Linked DNA regions of Homo sapiens: region 2 is linked to region 1. The links are chromatin loops, found by intact Hi-C in ENCODE. Cell type or tissue: dorsolateral prefrontal cortex. All regions are shown on one strand. Each heading gives the region's core, and the rest is flanking DNA. Links, peaks and the distances in the headings are about the cores only. Region 1 has its middle 7.8 kb from the start of LINC01381. Region 2 holds the start of LOC105377626 (a long non-coding RNA gene).

What was found. Hi-C counts contacts between places; a loop is a spot of excess contacts. Peaks named below come from ENCODE experiments on the same cell type or tissue, not always from the same donor. Only the 100,000 strongest peaks of a DNase experiment are listed, where the experiment ranks them.
Region 2: it touches region 1 in a loop (2.1-fold over the local background); 15 of 110 quality-filtered maps call a loop at or near these places.

What each region holds. Positions count from the first base shown.
Region 1 is chr2:25,191,469-25,201,485 of GRCh38, forward strand. No RefSeq gene overlaps it. Among named protein-coding and RNA genes, the nearest start is that of LINC01381, 7.8 kb to the right of the region's middle. In dorsolateral prefrontal cortex, for the core only: a CTCF peak has its summit at 5,153 (motif pointing left); a DNase peak (open chromatin) is centred at 5,143.
Region 2 is chr2:24,826,993-24,837,009 of GRCh38, forward strand. ADCY3 (adenylate cyclase 3) reads right to left here. Exons shown (of 22, transcript NM_004036.5): 9 at 9,925-10,017; 10 at 7,802-7,944; 11 at 7,493-7,654; 12 at 4,670-4,757; 13 at 3,717-3,833; 14 at 910-1,169; 15 at 554-616. LOC105377626 (a long non-coding RNA gene) reads right to left here and starts at 7,474. Exons shown (of 2, transcript XR_939842.3): 1 at 6,750-7,474; 2 at 5,088-5,368. RefSeq lists a silencer at 6,208-6,502 and enhancers at 6,682-7,606, 7,607-8,530. In dorsolateral prefrontal cortex, for the core only: CTCF peaks have their summits at 1,034 and 3,576 (motif pointing right); a DNase peak (open chromatin) is centred at 5,209; H3K4me3 peaks cover 1,025 bases; H3K27ac peaks cover 3,777 bases.

The DNA.
Region 1 (10,017 bases), core at 2,981-7,980:
ATGGCATCACTGAGTAAGTGACATTTGAGTGAAGACACGAAAGAGGCAAAGAAGAGAGCCACGTGGATGTCTGGGAGAAGAGCATTCAGATACAAGGAGCAGCAAGTGCAAAGGCCTCTAGGTAGGAGTGGTCCTGCTGGGTTGGAGGAACAGTGAGGAGGCCTAGCTACACTGCAGTGGGCCAAGGGAGAGAGGCAGGAGATGAGGTTAGGGAAGTGACTGGCAGTCAGATCAGGGGAGGCCCTGTGGCCCATGCACCTTCTGGGAATAGTTGACTCTTTTCCCTGTATTTGCATTATACATGCATACATATCTATAAATATGTGTGTATGTGTGTGCACACACACACACACATATATATAGATGACTTTGATTTAAATTTTAAAATATTATTATTATTATTATTATTATTATTTTTGAGACAGAGTCTCACTCTGTCGCCCAGGCTGGAGTGCAGTGGCCTGATCTCGGCTCACTGTAACCTCCACCTTCCAGGTTGAAGCGATTCTCCTGTCTCAGCCTCCCGAGTAGCTGGGATTACAGGCATGCGCTACCACACGTGGCTAATTTTTTTGTATTTTTAGTAGAGACCGGGTTTTGCCACGTTGGCCAGTCTGTTTTCGAACTCCTGGCCTCAGGTGATCCGCCCACCTCGGCCTCCCAAAGTGCTGGGATTACAGGTGTGAGCCACTGCAACCGACATTAAAAATGTATTTTAAAGAAATAACTCGGCTATGGAGTAGATTAGCAGGAACAAGTCTGGAAGTGGGGACCCCCAGCAGAAGACTATGATGCAGTTCAAGTGAGTAATGCTGGTGGCTTGGATAGGGTGTTGGCAGTGGAGATGGAAAAATTAACTGGTTTGAGATTTATTTGGGAGGTAGGATTGAGAGGTCTTATTGACGGCTGGAGGGGTCAGAAATGTTGTTGGTTTGAAGAATGGCCCCCAAGTGTCTGGCTTGAACAGCGTGTGCCATTTACCAATACAAAGGAGAGAAAGTGTTCAGACATTGACATGTGAAGTGTGACAACCCCCTGGGACCCCTCAGGGAAAACTTCAAGAGGCCTAGCTGGAACTTCATACAATGCTGATAGGAATGCAAATGGTGCAGCTGCGGTGAAACAGTCTGGCACCTCCTCTGAAGTGAACCATATGGGCCAGCAACTGCATTCCTGGGTGTGTACGCAGGAGAATCCAAAGCATGTTCACAAGAAAACTGGTGTATGCAGGCCAGGCGCAGTGGCTCACGCCTGTAATCCCAGCACTTTGGGAGGCTGAGGCAAGCAGATCATTTGAGGTCAGGGGTTCGAGATCAGCCTGGCCAACATGGTGAAATGCTGTCTCTACTAAAAATACAAAAATTAGCTGGGTGTGGTGGCACAGGCCTCTAATCCCAGCTACTCAGTAGGCTGAGGTAGGAGAATCGCTTGAACCTGGGAGACAGATGGTTGCAGTGAGCCGAGATCACACCGCTGTACCCCAGCCTGGGGGACACAGCGAGACTCTGTCTCAAACATATATATATATGTGTGTGTGTGTGTGTGTGTGTGTGTGTGTGTATATATGTGTATATATGTATATGTGTATATATTTATGAATGAATAAACTGATGCATGAATGTTCATAGCAACATTATTCATAAAAGCCCAAAAGTGGAAACAGCCCACTGTTCATCTACTGATGAATGAATGGATGGACAAAACATGGTATCCAACAAAATTGTTTTTAAACATAAAGAATGAAGTACTGATACATCCTACAACATGGATGCACTTCAAAAACATTATGCTAAATGAAATAACATGCACAAAGGGCTACATATTGTATGATTCCACTTATAGAAAATGTCCAGAATAGGCAGATCTATAGAGGCAGAAAATAGAGTCCTGATTGCCAGGGGCTGGGAATGGGGGAATGGGGAGCGACTGCTCATGGGTTTCTTTTTTGGGTGGTGAAAATGTTCTGGAATTATCTAGTGGTGATGGTTGCACAGCCTTGGGAACATACAAAAAACCACCAAATTATGCACATTATTTATTTGTTTATTTTTGAGATGGAGTCTCACTCTGTTGCCCAGGCTGGAGTGCAGTGGTGTGATCTTGGTTCACTGCAATCTCCACCTCCCAGGTTCAAGCCATTCTCCTGCCTCAGCCTCCCCAGTAGCTGGGACTATAGGCACCCGCCACTGTGCCCGGCTTATTTTTGCATTTTTAGTAGAGACAGGGTTTCACCATGTTGGCCAGGCTGGTTTCGAACTCCTGACTTCAGCTGATCCACCCACCTTGGCCTCCCAAAGTGCTGGGATTACAGGCATGAGCCACCATGCCCAGCCCTGAATTATGCACTTTAAAATGATGAATTTTATGGTAAGTGATTTGTATCTCAGAAAAAAAAAAAAAAGGCAACTGGCTGTGAGAAGCTGGACCATTGACAGATCAGGCCTGGAGACTTGACCATGGGAGAGTCAGCGCGGAGGTGGCTTAAAACCAAGGGAGTGGAGAGTCACACCATGACAGCAGCATAAGGTGAGAACTGGGAAAGCCTAGTGCCCAGGGAGACACTCACATTTAGAGTGTGGTGACAGAGGAGGAGCCAGGAAGAGACAAGAAATCAGGAGAGTGTGGAGGGCTGGGCATGGGGGCTCACGCCTGTAATCCCAGCACTTTGGGAGGCTGAGGCGGTGGATCACCTGAGGTCAGGAGTTCGAGACCAGCCTGACCAACACCGTGAAACCCCATCCCTACTAAAAAAACAAAAAGTAGCTGGGTGTGGTGACATGCGCCTGTAATCCCAGCTATTCGGGAGGCTGAGGCAGGAGAATCACTTCAGCCCAGGAGGCAGAGGTTGCAGTGAGCCGAGATTGTACCACTGTACTCCAGCCTGGCAGCCTGGGCGACAGAGCGAGACACTATCTCAAAAAAAAAAAAAAAAAAAAAAAAGAGCATGCGCCACAGGCTGCAGGAGTTTCTACAGGCAAGGCTGTTCCAAAACATGTTGCACTGAACAGTGCTCCTTGTGCATGAACCTTCATGCATTGCTAATAGGATCAATCCTAGAGGTGGAACTCCTGGGTCAAAGGGCAAGGGCACTTTGGATAGATCCTGCAAATTTTCACTCATCCACATTGCAACTGTTCTGGATTGTGAGTGAGAGGGCCAAGATGCCTGCCACGTGGAGAGAGGACCAGAGCCAGCTCAGCATCCCGGGAAAACAAGGCAAGGTGTGGATTGCCAGGCATGACCTGGCAGAGCTGATCAGCTGATGGGCACAGCATGTGGCCAGAGTAACTGAGAGACTTCAGCAGAACCCAAGAAGACAAGGGATTCGTACCGTGGGAACAGAGCAGACTGCTCCGAGGGCCTGGGAAATGTTTGCTGAATTAACAAAGCAGCAAGAGAAACACAATTGCAGGGAAAGAGTCTTCATTCCAGAATCCCAGGTGGCCACGATGCTGCTGTGTGACCCCAGGTGAGTCACCTCGCCAACCTTCAGACAGTTCGTCTGTCAAACTGAAGGTCCGTACAGCATTTCTGGCCAGGATCCTTTCCACTTTAGAACTCCATGGTTCCTGCTTGAAAATAGGAGTGAAACTTCCTTTTAACACCAACTACCAAAATCAGGACAGTTTCTTTTTTGAAGTTTTGTTCCTATGGTGGTTTCTCCATTCTCTGCAAGGGGCCAAGAGGTCATGATTTTAAGCAAGCATTGACCAAAACAGCTCAGTTCAATTTAGCAAGCATTTACGGAGTGTCCCAGGTGAAAGCCACCACCATCACCATCACCTCTTGCTGATTAGAACAGCTTCCTAGCCAGTTTCCCAGCCACTACCTTGCACCACTGCAGTTTATTCTCAACACAGCAAGCCACAGCCAGGCATGGTGGCTCACGCCTGTAATCCCAGCACTTTGGGAGGTCAAGGTGGGCAGATCACTTCAGGCCAGAAGTTCGAGAACAGCCTGGCCAACATGGCGAAACCCCGTCTCTACTAAAAATACAAAAATTAGTCATGTGTGCTGGTGGGCACCTGTAGTCCCAGCTACTCAGGAGGCTGAGGCACGAGAATCACTTGATTCTGGCAGGCAGAGGTTACGGTGAGCCGAGATCATGCCACCGCACTCCAGCCTGGGCAACAGAGTGAGACTCTGTGTCAAAAACACACACACAAAAAAAACACAGCAAATCACCCCAAGCAAAAGGCAAAGTCTACGATGGCCTACAAGGATCTGCAGGATCTTGCACCTCAACAGGGTCTGCATTCCACCATGCACACACACACACACACACACACACACACACACACACACACACACACACTCCCTCCCACCCTCCTGCCTCTGGGCCTTTGCACAGCCTGACCCCTTGCTCCCTCGCCTCATTAAGGTCTCTGTTCAGAAGAAACCTCATCAGAGATTTCCCAGACCTCCTTATACAAAATAGCACCCCAGCTCATCACTCTCAATGTGCCTATCCTGCTTGGTTTTCTTCATAGCATTTATCACCAGCTTTACGTTATATATTTATGTGTTTATGGCCTATTCCCCACCACTACCACACTGTGAGCTTCCTGAGAATAGAAACTGTTGCCTCCGCTAGTCCTGGAGCAGCATCCGTAGAGAACAAGCATTCCAGACATCTTTGGGGAGAATGAATGAACCCTCACACAAGCCCCAGCCATAGGAGTCAGTACCAGGTGCCTGCTGAGTGGATACAGCAATGAATAAATCTAGGTTCCTAAGTTAAGCTCTTGGCTTTTTTGCAGGGTTTGGCATCTCTCCAAACCTGAGCTTTCCTGTGTGAATCTAAGGGTTAGCAAGCCTGGGACACGCTCCAAGAGGGTAGGAACTGCCTTCTATTCACTGCTGATCCCAGAAAGAGCGCTCAGAAGGGCTCACTACTCAAGAACGAAGGTGTGGGCCCAGTGAGACAGACTGTATTCTTCACACAAGAGCAAGAGAGAGATGCTTCTGCCTCAGTCTAGGAAGCCGAGATTCGGTGAGGGAGAAATGGGGATTGAGTCTTGTCACCGTGAAGGTCCCCAGGTGGGAGGCTCTGTGACCTGTACCTAAAGCCCTGCATTATTTAAGACTTTAGAAGACTCGGTCTGGTGGTTACAATCCCTGACAGTAGGGCAGCCCTGCCCTCTGGTGGCCACCCGGTGCAGTACCATCACGGGAAACGGAATTTTTTTTCATTTTACAAGTTCCTTAATTCCCTTAAAGACATCCTGGGAGACATATAATACAGGAATACAAAGTAATCCCGTTACCTTGATACCCTTGCTGCCACGGGAGCTTTCACTCTTATGCCTATTTTAAACCTAGTTCACTGATCCAATGAAGTGTTTACCAAGCGCCTACTGTCTCAGGCAATGGCCGTGAACAAAACAATTAAAAATCACTGGTTTGCGGGGCGTGGTGGCTCACGCCTGTAATCCCAGCACTTTGGGAGGCCGAGGCAGGCGGATCACCTGAGGTCTGGAGTTTGAGACCAGCCTGGCCAACATGGCGAAACCCCGTCTCTTCTAAAATTACAAAAATTAGCCGGATGTGGTGGCACGCACCTGTAATCCCAGCTACCTGGGAGGCTGAGGCAGGAGAATCACTTGAACCTGGGAGGCAGAGGTTGCAGTGAGCCGAGATCGTGCCATTGCAGTCCAGTCTGGGCAACAAGAGCGAAACTCCATCTCAAAAAAAAAAAAAAAAAAAAAGAAGAAGAAGAAGTTTTCAGCTTGCTTGTAACCCCAGCACTTTGGGAGGCCGAGGCGGGTGGATCACCTGAGGTCAGGAGTTCGAGACCAGCCTGACCAATCTGGTGAAACCTCATCTCTACTAAAAATACAAAAATTTGCCACTGCACTCCAGCCTGGGCAACAGAGCAAGACTCCATCTCAAAAAAACAAAACAAAACAAAACAAAACAATGAAGCTTTCAGCTTTCAGTCTCTTTATTGGCAGGAGTGAGGGAAGCTGGCTGAGAGGTCTGCCAGCCAGATGAGTTTTCACTGTCCCCAAGTCCAGGATGCCAGGAAGCCCCCAGGCCAGAAAACAGGGCATGCAACTTCCATTCCCAATACTGTGAATTTACTCAACAGCTGGGGAGACAGTGAGGAAGACAGGCAGGCCAGGTGCAGTGGGGCATGTCTGTAATCCCCAGCCCTTTGGGAGTGCCGAGGCAGGAGGATTACTCGAGACTAGCCTGGGCAACATAGTGAGACTCCCATCTCTACAAAAATGTTTTAAAAAATTAGTCAGGCATGTTGGTGCATGACTGCTACCAGCTACTCGGGAGGCTGGGGCAGGAGATCGCTTGAGCCCAGGAGGTCAAGGCTGCAGGGAACCATGATTGCGCCAATGCCCTGCAGCCTGGGCTACAAAGCGAGACCCTGTCAAAGAAAAAAAAAAAAGAAAGAAGAAGGAAGAAAGAGGAAAGAAGAAGAAGAGAAGGAAGGAGAGGAAGAGAAAGAAGGAAGGAGACAGGCAGAGTCCTGTGCCCTCTTGGAGTACAGGCTGTGGAGAGGCAGCATGGAAAACGTGACCACAGGAATGATTGTCATCACATTGTTGTACAGGAGCCCCGGCTCAATCCCGGATCCACTTCCCTGAGGAAGTCTTCTTTATGCTAAGAACTCAGGGGTTCAGAGGAGCCATCTGGCCCGGCAGTGAGAGAGCGCTGTGTGAGCACCTGGAGCACACAGAACAGAGGAGGAAGGGGAGAAGGGGAGCGGGCCAGACCTCACAGGACTTTGTCAGCCGGTTGGGAAGTGTGGGAGATCCTTGCAGGAACAGGAAGCCACTGAAGGGGCAGAGCACTTTTGAGCGCGACTGGCCTTTTAGAAAAGTCCCCTGTAACGACACTACCAGTTAGAAAATACACTAACTGGAAGAAAAGAGTCCATTCATAAGAGCAACACAAAGAACAAACTGTTTAGAAATTGATTTATCAAGGAGTATGTAAAACATTTCTAAAGAAAAGTTGTAAACTTTACTGAGGGACATAAAACAAGACTTGAATAAATGGAAAGACAGATTTTGTTTTAAACAAAAGTCAGTATTGTGGAAATGTTAAGCCTCTTTAAATTTACCTATATATTTGCCAGATACATAAAACCCAAATCTTAGGGCCCGTGCTGTCTCCTTTCCCAATTCCCAGGACTTTCCCTCTGCAGCACTTATGACAATATGATTAAATGACTTTTATAATGATGTGTTTCATGCTGCCTTCCCACTAGACCCATAAAATAACACGAAAATTCATCTGGAAAATATATTAAGTGCAGATAGCCAGTAAATCTCTAAAAAGTAACCCTACCACATAGTAAAAATACATTAGAAACCTGGAAGAAATAAAGCAATTTGGCACACGTACAAGAACAGGCAGTAAGATCAACAGAACACAACAGAGACACTAAAAGAGACCCAAGTATATGTGGAAATTTAGAATATGATAAAGGCAAAACGACACCAGTCGGGAAAATGGATTATTCAGTAAATAGTACTGGGGAAATGGCTGGCCACCTAGAAAACAATTACATGTGGAGCCACACCTTTCTCCTTGATATCAAAATAAATTGCAGGTAGACCAAAAACGTAAATGTACAAGTGGAATCATCAGCACATGAGAACAAAACATGACTCTATTCTTAATTTGAGTCTAAAAAATATAAAACTCCTTATGACAAAAATACTTAAAGATTAGTTGGGGGAAACATTTGCAACAATATGAGAGTCCATGTGCCAGTTTCCTCAACTACAAAGAATGCTTAGAAATCAATAAACCAGGCCGGGCACCGTGGCTCATGCCTGTAATCCCAGCTACTTCGGAGGCTGAGGCAGGAAAATCGCTTGAACCCGGGAGGCAGAGGTTGCAGTGAGCTGAGATCCCACCATTGCACTCCAGCCTGGGCAACAAGAGGGGAACTCCATCTAAAAAAAAAAGAAGAAGAAGAAATCAATAAACTGGCCAGGCGCGGTGGCTCACACCTGTAATCCCAGAACTTAGGGAGGCCAAGGCAGGAGGATCACTTGAGGTCAGGAGTTGGAAACCAGCCTGGCCACTATGGCAAAACTCCGTCTCTACTAAGAACACAAAAATTAGCCAGCCATGGTGGCGGGCACCTGTAACCCCAGCTACTCAGAAGGCTGAGGCAGGAGAATTACTTGAACTCAGGAGGTGGAGGTTGCAGTGAACCGAGATCATCGTGCCACTGCACTCCAGCCTGGGTGACAGAGCAAGACTCCATCTAAGAAAAGAAAAGAAAAAAGAAAAGAAAAGAAAAGAAATCAATAAACCACAGATAAAGAACCCAGTAGAAAGAAGAAGCAAGAGAACACACAGCAGAAAAAGATTCATGCGTGTAAGAGATATGTCAAATGCTCCACTTCACTCACTCATAATTTTGTTTGTTTGTTTGTTTTGGAGTTTCACTCTGTCACCCAGGCTGGAGTGCAGTGGTGCAATCTCGGCTCACTGCAACCTCCGCCACCTGGGTTCAAGTGAATCTCCTGCCTCAGCCTCCTGAGTAGCTGGGATTACAGGCGCCCACCACCATGCCTGGCTAATTTTTTTTTGTATTTTTAGTAGAGACAGTGTTTCATCATGTTGGCCAGGCTGGTCTCGAACTCCTGACCTCAAGTGATTCACCTGCCTCGGCCTCCCAAAGTGCTGGGATTATAGGCATGAGCCACTGCGCCTGGCCTCATAATTTTTAAAAGACAAATGAAGGTAAGATACCATTTTTCACCTATCAGATGGGGAAGCATTTTTAAGAGTGAGGAGAAAGATTGGATTATTTATGGAAATGGAAATCAGCAGAGCCATCGTGAAAGGCAATTTGCACTAGCTATCAACATTTTAAGCGCGCATATCCAGAAGCCAGCAATTCCACATCTAAGGATTGATTTCACTGCAGCATTATCTGTAAGAGCAAAACACTGGGAAACAAGGACGGCAGTCCTCAGGCGTGTTAACACGAACAGAGCCCCAGCGGGTACTTTCAAGGGAAAAATACATGGTGCCAAAGTCTCATCATTTGATTTTTAAGGTTACATACATACACACCTATATAACGATACACATGCAATTACATATACACACACGTAGAAAATCATTTATATACTTTGAAAAAAATTGGAAGAGTTACAGAAGAAACAAGTTGCTCTGAGAAGCAGGCCTGGAGGTTGGGGATGAGGGCAAAGGGGAGTCTGTCTTTGACTTTCACCTAAAATCCTCCTTTAGTATTTGAGTTATTGCCATAAGAAGGTACTGCTTTTGAGGCCAGGTGCGTGGCTCACACCTGTATTCCCAGAACTTTGGGAGGCTGAGGCGGGTGGATCACCTGAGGTTAGGAGTTCAAGACCAACCTGGCCAACATGGCAAAACCCCGTCTCTACTAAAAATACAAAAATTAGCCAGGTGTGGTGATGCGCACCTGTAATACCAGCCACTCGGGAAGCTGAGGCAGGAGAATCGCTTGAACCTGGGAGTCGGAGGTTGCAGTGAGACGAGATTGCACCACTGCACTCCAGCCTGGGTGGCAGAGTGAGACTGTCTCAAAAAAAGAAGGTATTGCTTTTGAGGTTTTTTATTTTATATTTTTTTTAATCATTGTTTGTTTGCTTGCTTTTTGAGACAGGGTCTTACTCTGTTGCCCGGGCTGGAGTACCGTGGTGCAATTATAGCTCACTGCAGCCTGTATCTCCCAGGCTCAAGCAATCCTCCCACCTCAGCCTCCTGGGTAGCTGGGACTACAGGCCCTTGCCACCACACCTGGCTAATTGTTTTTGTTTGTTTGTTTTTTCAGTAGAGATAAGGTCTCGCGATGTTGCCCAGGCTGGTCTCAGGCTCCTGGGCTCAAGGGATCCTCCTTCCTTGGCCTCCCAAAGTGCTGGGATTACAGACCTGAGCCACCACACCCCACCTACTTTTTGTAATAGTATCAAAAGTCGCCGCCACTGCTGCTGCTACTGCTTTCAGATCATACAGACTGCAGTGGCCTGAACTGACCACAGGGGCCTAAGT
Region 2 (10,017 bases), core at 879-5,878, 370 kb before region 1:
TTGAGTGCCATTTATTAGTGGCCATTTAGAGTTCTTCTTTTGCTAAGGGCTATGCAGGTTTTACCCCTCTTCTATTAGGTCATCTTTTTATTTCTAAACTTCCTTGAAGGTCTGTTCAAGTCATGGAATCATAAAATTTTAAAACCTTGGCACTGGCAGGGACCTTAGAGAACTTCTGGTTCAGTATCCTCCTCAAGAGATGAAATTGCAACTCATGGAAACGGACCTGCCTGTGACCCACAGAGAATTACTGCCTGCTGCAGGCTCAGAAGCCAGGTCCAAATCCAAAGCGTCTTCCTCCCTCCTCATTTTCCTGCTGCCTGTCTGTCCTGCCAGCCAGTTACATGCAGCTGCCATCCACCTGGTATTTCCTTCCCTCCTCACTGCACTGCTGCAGCCCTCCTGGAGGAACCCATGCCAGCTTCTCTAACCTGCACGTATCAGGTCACGTGCCTCCCGGGAGGGTGAGATCCCGGGGCTTGGGCCTGTTATATTCCTGTCTCTAGAAGAAGGGCTGTGAGTGCAGGCCAGGAGGGGAAGCCGTGGCCCTTACCTGTCAGTGCCATTGAGCCCAGGGTTGAATCCTTGCATCTGCTCTAAGGCCACCATAGGTAAGCTGTTGGACAGATAACAGCACAGTCAGGCCCCATCTGGGAACAAGAGCCTGATGCCCAGCCAGGCACCGGGGTATCCCAAGTCCTCCACTCGGGGAGAATGGGAAGAATCTATTCTCAGGTCCTAGCCAAACAGTGATACGTCTGTGAGCAGCCAGGAACTGGTTCTTGAACAAGCCTTTGAGGACCCCTAGTGGCAGAAAGCCACCTCAGCACAGGCCCATGAGCTTGAACTGAGGACTTTGCGGGCGGGAGGAAGGAGACAATACAGATCCCCAGTCACGCTTCATCTTACTCGTGCTCCCGAAAACGCTTGTGGTCGTATTCATCAAAGACGGGACGCCAGGCATAGAGGTTGATGGTGGCCACGGCGCCTGCGACGAGCAGCATGAGCGTGAGCTTCACCATGTGGCTGACCTGCACCAGCATGATGGTGGCGATGAGGGACAGCACGGCCACATAGTTGTAATACTTGGGGTTCTCCAGGCAGCTGCCCTCCGTTTCCATCCCTGCCGTTGCATTGCTGGGTCCCGTGTAGTACTGGAGACAGCTGAGCTGGAGGCCAGGACGGCGGGCAGGGACACACGTTCAAGAGAACAGCAGGTGCTGGTCACAGAGGGCTGTGCATGGTAGTGCACGCTCAGCTGCCACCTCCCGCGGCTCCCCCAGAAATACCGGGAAAGATGGGGAAATTTACCAGGGACTAATCATATGAAAGTTAGTAACTGCAGCTAAGAGCCTCGCCGTTGCCTCATTTGACATTCACAAAAACTCTCTCGAGTATTTTTAGTACTGTCCCTATTGTACAGAAAACTCGGGCCAGATTTGCCCAAACACAATTAGCAAGCAGAAAAGCCAAAAGTAGGAGCCAAGTCTTTAGGCTTCAAATCCAACATGTTCTTCCCCATATCACACTGTTGCTTCAGGAGGGGCCACGGGACCATGAGCCCCACTCACAGCCTCCCCGTGATGACAGCTAGTCTCTGCCCAAATCCTTCCATTGGGGGGATGTTCACTGCCTTCTGGATTCTTTACTGGTTCTGCTACTGGGCAGATGCGGCCGGGAGAAAGCGCATCCAGAACCGGAATCAACCCCCCCTTTTTGTAACTTTCACCCACAGGGCAACCTTGTCTTGCTTGCGCGATTCCCGCCATGTCATTCTAGCATGAGCAGTTGTTACACCTCCCTAGCTTTTTACCCCTCCATGAGTGACAGCATCTCCAGGTGTCCTGTACAGTGTCCAGGACCCCATGCAGTGGTGACCTCCACACCTGGGTGCCAGGTTCCAGGCATGTTGTGACATGCAGGGGGCCTGGGGCTTCTCTTCCCTGGGTAGTGGGCACCAGCAACCCCTGGCCAAGGTAGGCTCTGGAGCCCCTAACTCCTCATTCCCAGTAGACTTATTCTTTTTTTTCTTTTTTTTTTTTGAGATGGAGTCTCGCTCTGTCGCCCAGACTGGCGTGCAGTGGTGCATTCTTGGCTCACTGCAACCTCCACCTCCCAGGTTCAAGCGATTCTCCTGCCTCAGCTGCCCAAGTAGCTGGAATTACAGGCTCGTGCCATTGTGGCTGGCTAATTTTTGTATTTTTAGTAGAGACGGGGTTTCACCATCTTGGCCAGGCTGGTCTCAAACTCCTGACCTCAAGTGATCTGCCTGCCTCAGCCTCCCAAAGTGCTGGAATTACAAGTGTGAGCCACCGCGCCCGGCCCCCCACTGGACTTCTGATTAGCTGCAGCCCTGGAGCTTTTTCACTTATACCACTGGCAGAATAAGTCTCCATGTTGGTTGTATTTGTGTGCTCCAATTTTTTTTTTTTTTTTTTTTTTTTTTTTGAGACAAAGTCTCACTCTGTTGCCAGGCTGGAGTGCAGTGCACAATCTCGGCTCACTGCAAGCTCCACCTCCCGGGTTCACGCCATTCTCCTGCCTCAGCCTCCTGAGTAGCTGGGACTACAGGCGCCTGCCACCACGCCCGGCTAATTTTTTTGTATTTTTAGTAGAGACGGGGTTTCAACTGTGTTAGCCAGGATGATTTCGATCTCCTGACCTCGTGATCCGCCCGCCTTGGCCTCCCAAAGTGCTGGGATTACAGGCGTGAGCCACTGCGCCCGGCACCGTGTGCTCCAATTGTTAAAGTACAACAATAACATTATATTTGAAAAAAAAGGAAGATAGTGTATATGGTACTACCACAATTAGAGGAGGCCGTGACAACTGACAAGAGAACACTGATGACAGCTCCAGGCATGTAGTGCTCAATACGTGCCCAGTGGTTCTAAACCAATAGATCTGGGCTCCCAACTCCTGTCCCTTTTCCCCAAGAAAGCATTTGGCTGCCCCCTCAGGGAGGAAGAATACACAGGACTGGGACTTAGAACTGCCTCCATTCTGGACTCTGTCACTTCCTGGCTGTGTGACCTAGAGCAAGTGAATTACCTTTTTTTTTTTTTTTTGAGACGGAGTCTTGCTGTCGCCTAGGCTGGAGTGCAGCGGCTCAATCTCGGCTCACTGCAACCTCCGCCTCCTGGGTTCAAGCGATTCTCCTGCTTCAGCCTCCCAAGTAGCTGGGATTACAGGTGTGCACCACCATGCCTGGCTAATTTTTGTATTTTTAGTACAGATGGGGTTTCACCATGTTGGCCAGGCTGGTTTCGAACTCCTGACCTCGTGATCCGCCCACCTTGGCCTCCCAAAGTGCTGGGATTACAGGCGTGAGCTACCGCGCCCAACCAATTACCCTTTTTGAGAGTTAGTTTCTCCCTATGAAACTGCAGATACTGGTACAACTGCTCAGGACTTTTTCACAGATTAAATGAATCAACATACATAAGGTACCTAGCACAGGCCTGGGCACATGGAACTGTGCTCTCGGACTCTGGGAGAGGAGCTTCAAGGAAACAAGTCCATCCCAGAGGCTCCCTGGATGACAGGGACAAGACTCCTTCCACTAGGTGGGGATGATGTGTTTGGGAACCTAAGAGCCACTCCAAAGCTACATGACGGTGGAGGGATGGACTGAGAAACTGCTTGTGTGACCCAAACAGAAGCCCTTCTCCACTGAGAACAGGGGCGTCCCTTCAACAAGGACAGCAGGAGCTCACCATGTCCACGACATTTGCCATCACCAGGATGAAGATGGCGAGCATGGCCCAGGTGTTCCTGGCCCAGCGGGTCCGGTCAATCCAAGTTGAGAAGGCCACAAGCTTCTTAGGAAAGGCCTAGAAGGAACAGAATTTCAAGGGCCATGAGCCTTTGCCAGTCCTTTCTCCTGCGACGTGACTGACAGCAACTCAGGCTGGTCCCGTATTCCAGTCCCAGGAGCCTCAAAACGGACTCTGCCTGGGAGTCACCTGACAGCTGACCAAGGGGCAGAGCTGAGAAGAGGGCGTGGGAGTTCTGACGCTGTGTTGGACCTCCTCGATGTGCCTGTTCAACAGCACAGCCTCCAGGTCGCAGCCCTTTCCACAGCAGACGTGGTGACGAGGTGAGGCCAGGGCAGGAACAGTTTTCAGGGCTGCTCGTCTCTGGCCAGCTACTCCTGCCTATCCTGGCTCCAAGTGACCTGGCGAGCCACCTGTCAGATTTATGTTCCTAAACACTGCTTTACCTTTGTCATTCTGATTAAAAAAAAAAAAAACTCTGCTTGGTACCTCAGTGCCTTACAGGAGAAAGTTTTAATCCCTTTAGTCTGGCTTCTAAGGGCCTTCACCATCGGGGCCAACCCACCTTCCAGCCGGCCCTCCACTTCCTCTCTACCCAGGTTCTTGTTTACCCAGACTCTGCCGTACTCATACGTGCTGCAGCGCCACGGCCCAACAAGGCCCACCACGGCCCAGCCGTGGCCCACCACAGCCTGCCACAGCCTGGTGGCCCAGCCAGAGGGAGTGCTCTGCTGATGGTGAATGAATGGATGGGCAAGTGCCTGGACCGTCCTAACAGAGGAGTGTCTGCCTGTCAGATTTGACAGAAAGAATAACTCCATCACTGCCCAGTTTTACAGGGAGTGCCACTCACTTCCAGAGGCTTCTGAGCTCAGTAGAAAAGTGCCTCTTACCCGGGGAAAGATGGCAGCCAGGGAGCAGATGGTCAGGATGAGGAGCAGAATCTCCCCCACCATGAAGGTCACATAGTTTGTCATTAGCCTGTGACAGAGAGAAGACAATTGGGAGAGGCCAGAGGGGACAGTGAGATGGGGTGAGGGGCTAGGAGAGGAAGGGACGGGGATGGGGGCAGGGGCCAGGGGACAGCGGACAGGGGGCAGGGGACAGTGGACAGGGGCCAGGGGGCAGGGGACAGCGGACAGGGGCCAGGGGACAGCGGACAGTGGCCAGGGGACAGCAGACAGGGGCAGGGGCCAGGGGGCAGCGGACAGGGACTGGGGGCAGGGGCCGGGGGCAGGGGCCAGCAGACAGGGACCGGGGGCAGGGGCCAGCAGACAAGGACCGGGGGAAGGGGGCAGGGGGCAGGGGACAGGGGCCGGGGGCAGGGGACGGGGAGGCCTCTCAGCACAGCACGAGCCTGTACAGCTCCACGCGGTGCCAGGGAATTGCTGCTGCCTGCCGTGCAGAACAGGACAAAGGCCCTGATGAGACGGGCCGCCAGCTGAGTGCCGGCCTGGGAGCGGGCCACTCTCCAGCTGCAGCTGCTGCCTGGGACATTTCCCAGAGAGGGAACAACTCACAGGTGGCCTGGGCACAGCCCAGGATAAACTTGGGCAGGGATCTTAGGAATGCACCCCTGCCATGTCGCTGTGCTGAAAGGACAGAGCACGGAGCAGCATCACTCCCTCGCTGCCGGGGGCTAAGAGTCTGCCTGTGACAGCCACCCCCAGCTTCACAGTGGACACACTCAACACATCCACCTTAACCTGACAACTCCCGGAAACCTGTTCTCTATACCCTCTGCTCACACCCATTCCCGTTTAACCCCTCCCTGGAAGGTGTCCTTGCCAAGAGCCCCAGAAGCCTCCTGGTAGCTAAATCCATGTCCCATTTTCAGTCACCTCTCACCCCTCCTTGAGACACTTTTCTCGCTTGGTTTCTTGAGTCCTTTTCTGTCTCTGCATCTGGACACGCTGCCTTGAGCTCAGCAAGTCTCGTGTTGCAGCACAGCCTGCATGCTGGTGATGCCAGGTTCACGTCTCCAACCCCACCCGCCCTCCAAACTCCAGATCATGGATGCTGGCCTCCTTGGCTTGTGGGCACTGCAAACTTCACGTGTCCCAAAGCAAACTCCTGATCTTTGCCTCTCCACTCTCATCTTTCCACCTTGTCCCCATCTTGGTTAACGGCACCCCCGTCCTGCCAGTTGCTCAGATCAGAAGCCCAGGAGACATCCTCAACTCCACACTCACGCCCCACAACCAATCTGCCAGCAAATCCTGTCAGCTCTGTCTCCAAAATACATTCAGCATCTATCGACGGAATCCAACCACTGATCCTCCTCTATCCTCGGCCTGGCCTGGCCACCACAGTGGCTTGTCTGGGCCGCTATTTGGTCTCACTGCTCCCGCTGTGCTCACTAAGCGCTGTTCTCAGCAGGAGTGAGCCTCTCCAGGCATATGTCACAACAGGGGACTCCTCTGCTCCCTTGTTCTGGCGGCCTCCTGTGTTAAGAGTGGAAGCTGGCACCCTGCAGTGGCGTGTAGGAGGCCCCACGTCTGTGCTGGACTCCTGCTACTCTTCCTGTGGCCCGTTCCCAATGCGATGCCTCCTCACTGTGCCTCCAGGGGCCAGGCCACTCCAGCCTCAGCACCTCTATCCGAAGCAGGTGTCCCCCAGATAGGAGAAGGCTCGCCCCTCACCCGCTTCCAGGCGTTACTGAAATATTATCCTGCCAGCAAGTCCTGCTCTGACCATCCCACATCAAAATGCAAACAAAACAAAACAAAGCTCCCCAGCAGCATACCCGCCTCCCTTCCTTGCCTTCCCTGTGTCTGCAGTACTTACTCTCGCATGGATGCATATTTTAATTGTTTAATTGCTTTTGCCTGTAGCTTCCCCTACCAGAACCCAAGTTTCACGAGAGCAGGGGTTTCTGTGTGCCGCATCGCTGCCATAGCCCCAGCCCTTGATCCCCACGCATGAAGCAGACAACCAATCAATACTTATGGAATGAGTGAATTTGAGCCTCACCACAGTCGTGAGTGTCCGCTAGGGCAGGGGTTGTTCTCCTCATTTCACAGATGAGGAAACAGATGCTGCCGGAGCCTGCAGTGGCCTGCACGTGGTCACACACCCGCAACCTTAGATAGTGTGACCCAGCCCAAGGCTCCTGACAAACTGTAATCCCAGCAGGGTTCCAGACCCCTCCTCTGTGACGGGGAATCCCCGATTGGCCGAGGGGAGAAAGGGAGAACAAGAGAGTGGTCGTCACCCTCAGACAGGGCTTCACCAGCTGGGGACTCCAGGAGGCCACACCTTGCCCTGGAGGACCTACTGCTGCGTTAGAGAGGGCGTCAGTCTGTGCCCACAGCCTAAAATCTATCTTTACCAAGATGAGCCAAGAGAGGGGCCAGGTCAGCCTTGGTGACTGAGACTGACGCAGTGTCCCCATCTTTGTCCCAAGAATCAGTGTGGGCCCATCTAGCCAAGGTCTCCAGCCTTCTGGAGGCCTCTGTCCCTCAGCTCTCTTGATCCTGGCCAGATCCCCATTCTGACGCTAGGACTGCTCCAAAACGCGGGGCAGGGAAAAGGAAGGATGCCCAGGGTGCCGTCTAGCACTCCTGGGGCCTGTGGGGGCCGTCCCAGTGGGGGTCAGGGAGCAGAGACTGGCTTGCTCCCCAATGTCAGGCTCCCGCTGAGACACCTGCCCCCGCCCCCCGCCCGGCACCACCGCAGCCGAGGAAACTCGTGGCCCTCCCCGGCCCCTCCCTCACCAGGGGTCGATGAGTATCTCGACCAGGGCCGTGCAGAGCAGGACGACGCAGGAGCAGCTGAAGGCAGCCCCACTCTGCTTCTCCTTCTCCACCGAGTAGCGGGTTTCCATCTCGGGGTCCATGAACCGCATGGACAAGAGGAAGGTGTTTCTCTTCTTTACTCTGCAGTGGGAACAAGCCCCATGAATCCCAAATGCCACATCTGCCTTGGCCTAGCAGGGGGGCCGTATTTGGGATGCTCAGTTTCCTGAATCCCTTGTCAGGGCCCGGGAGGAGTGGTGGGCCTGGACGCTTCCGGGTGGCGCTTACACTTGGGCGGACTCTCGCTCAAGCAGGGCCTCGTTGAGCAGCTGGTTGAGCTCGTGCTCATCTTCAGAGGCATCCACCACTCGGTCAGCCAGGTCCTGCAGGCGCAGCCTCCGGCGTGGGTTGGGGAATGAGGGGTTGTCGGCCTGTGAGCCAGGGAGGCAGCGTGAGTGGGGCAGATGGGACAGAGTGGTGGGGAAGAGCTGGGAAAGACAGAGGTGGAGGAGGAAAGGAACAAAAGAGGGCATACTCGGAGGACCAATCCCTCCAGCTCTAAAATCCCTTTCCGGGAAGTCTTCCCCATGCTCCCACGTGGCTCCATGTGGCCTGGATCTACACCCAAAGCTCCAGTCTTTCCTGGCTCCCCGGGCCCCCCACCCAGAGCTCTGCAGGGAGGGTCCGCTAATGACAGCATTGTAGGGAGCAGCCCCTGGCTCCTGAGCAGGAGACCTGTAATCGGAGACAGCTGCTGGGCTGAGGCAGTCCTGGCACTTCCTGCTGTATTGATGTGGGGGCCATATACATTGGCAGCCTGGGGACATGAATGGCTCCCAACTCTAGGGCTTCAGGGAACTGTTAAAGGAACTCACATCTGGCTCATTTGGAAAGGAAGATCTGAGGGGGAAAGTGATGGGAGAGAGAAGAATGTCCTCATCACTAGAGGGCTGACAAGGGGCGGGTAGGTGGAGCTGGGGCACCCACTACCCTTTTATTCCCAGTTCCAAAGAAAAAGCATCAACTCCAAAAACAGGAATCCTGGCTGTGATGACACAGCCATCAGTCTGAATAGTCACTGAGACGGGCTGAGAGCTGTCTGAACGGGTTCAACAGTGCATCTGGGAGCCACAGTCACGACTCCCTGGGGCCGGGCACGGTGACTCACGCCTGTCATCCCAGCACTCTGGGAGGCTGAGGTGGGTGGATCACTTGAGGTCAGGAGTTTGAGACCAGACTGGCCAACATAGTGAAACTCCATCTTTACTAAAAATACAAAAATTAGCCAGGCATGGTGGTACACGCCTGTAATCACAGCTACTTGGGAGGCTGAGGCAGGAGAATCTCTTGCACCCGGGAGGCAGAGGTTGCAGTGAGCCAAGATCGCGCCACTGCACTCCAGCCTGGGTGACAGCGTGACTCCATCTCAAAAAAAAAAAAAAAAGACTCCCTGGTCTTAAGCACAGGCACAGGTGTGCCACTGGTTGACAGTTTGACCCCAGATAATGTTTCCCCAGCCACATCTTCCCCTTCTGTAAAATCACGTGGATGGTCTGTGGCAGCAGCGGGAACCTGTTCCTGAAGCAGATCCGGGAGCAGCGTGGCCCTGGCTGAGGGTCAGGGCCCGAAAAATCAGGCTGCTAAAGCTGCATCTGTGTCCTCCTTGCTAGTGAGTGCCCTGAGTCTGGACCCCCACTTTCTATCAAGAAAACTGCAACAAGGAAAAGTTACTGAATGTTGGGGGACTCAAGAAAAACCTAATTTACCCTGAGCCCCATCTACCCTCTTGTTCTACGGCATCTGCTCTAATGGCACCAGGGCCAGCTCTCCTGTCCCCCTCACGCGGTGAGCCCGAGCAGGGCAGACATCCCATCTCTGCAGCACTGACCTCCATCAGTGAACGTGCTCCAGACGCCCTGCGGTCAGGGACCAGTTCTGGGTGCTCCCCAAGAGGCACCCTGCACTCTGGGACAGCATGCTAATTCCTCGCCTTTGGGGGCTAAGGAAATATCCCATCTTGCATGGAACTTGTGGGGCTTGAACCTAGCCAGAGGGGTGAGTCCAGGTCTGATATCTCACTTCCAAAATGGTCTCAGATCCTATATAATTTTCCATGGATGTCCTCACTGATCTCAAATCTACAGGATTCCGGGCCATCAGAGCTACAAAGGCCTCCGAGCTAAGCACCTCTTTTGACCTTACTCACCCCGGCATGTAACTGATGAGGAGACAGTGGGGTTTTGCGGGGCTGGAGGGGTGACCTGTCCATGGTTACAGTGCTAAGCAGGAGCAGGTCCTGGGTGGTGGCCAGGTCTCCCCAGCACAGGACTCCTGCTGCAGGAACGTATTGCTTCCTGGTGCCTGCCCGCATCTGGCCCTCAGTGACCCCCTGCCCTGAGCCCTGCACATACCTGGGCATCCTGCTCCTCGGGCTTCTCCGACGTGGACCCACTGCTGTGGGCACTCCCGTTGGGCTCCTTGGTCTCAATGAGGGCAGGGGAGCT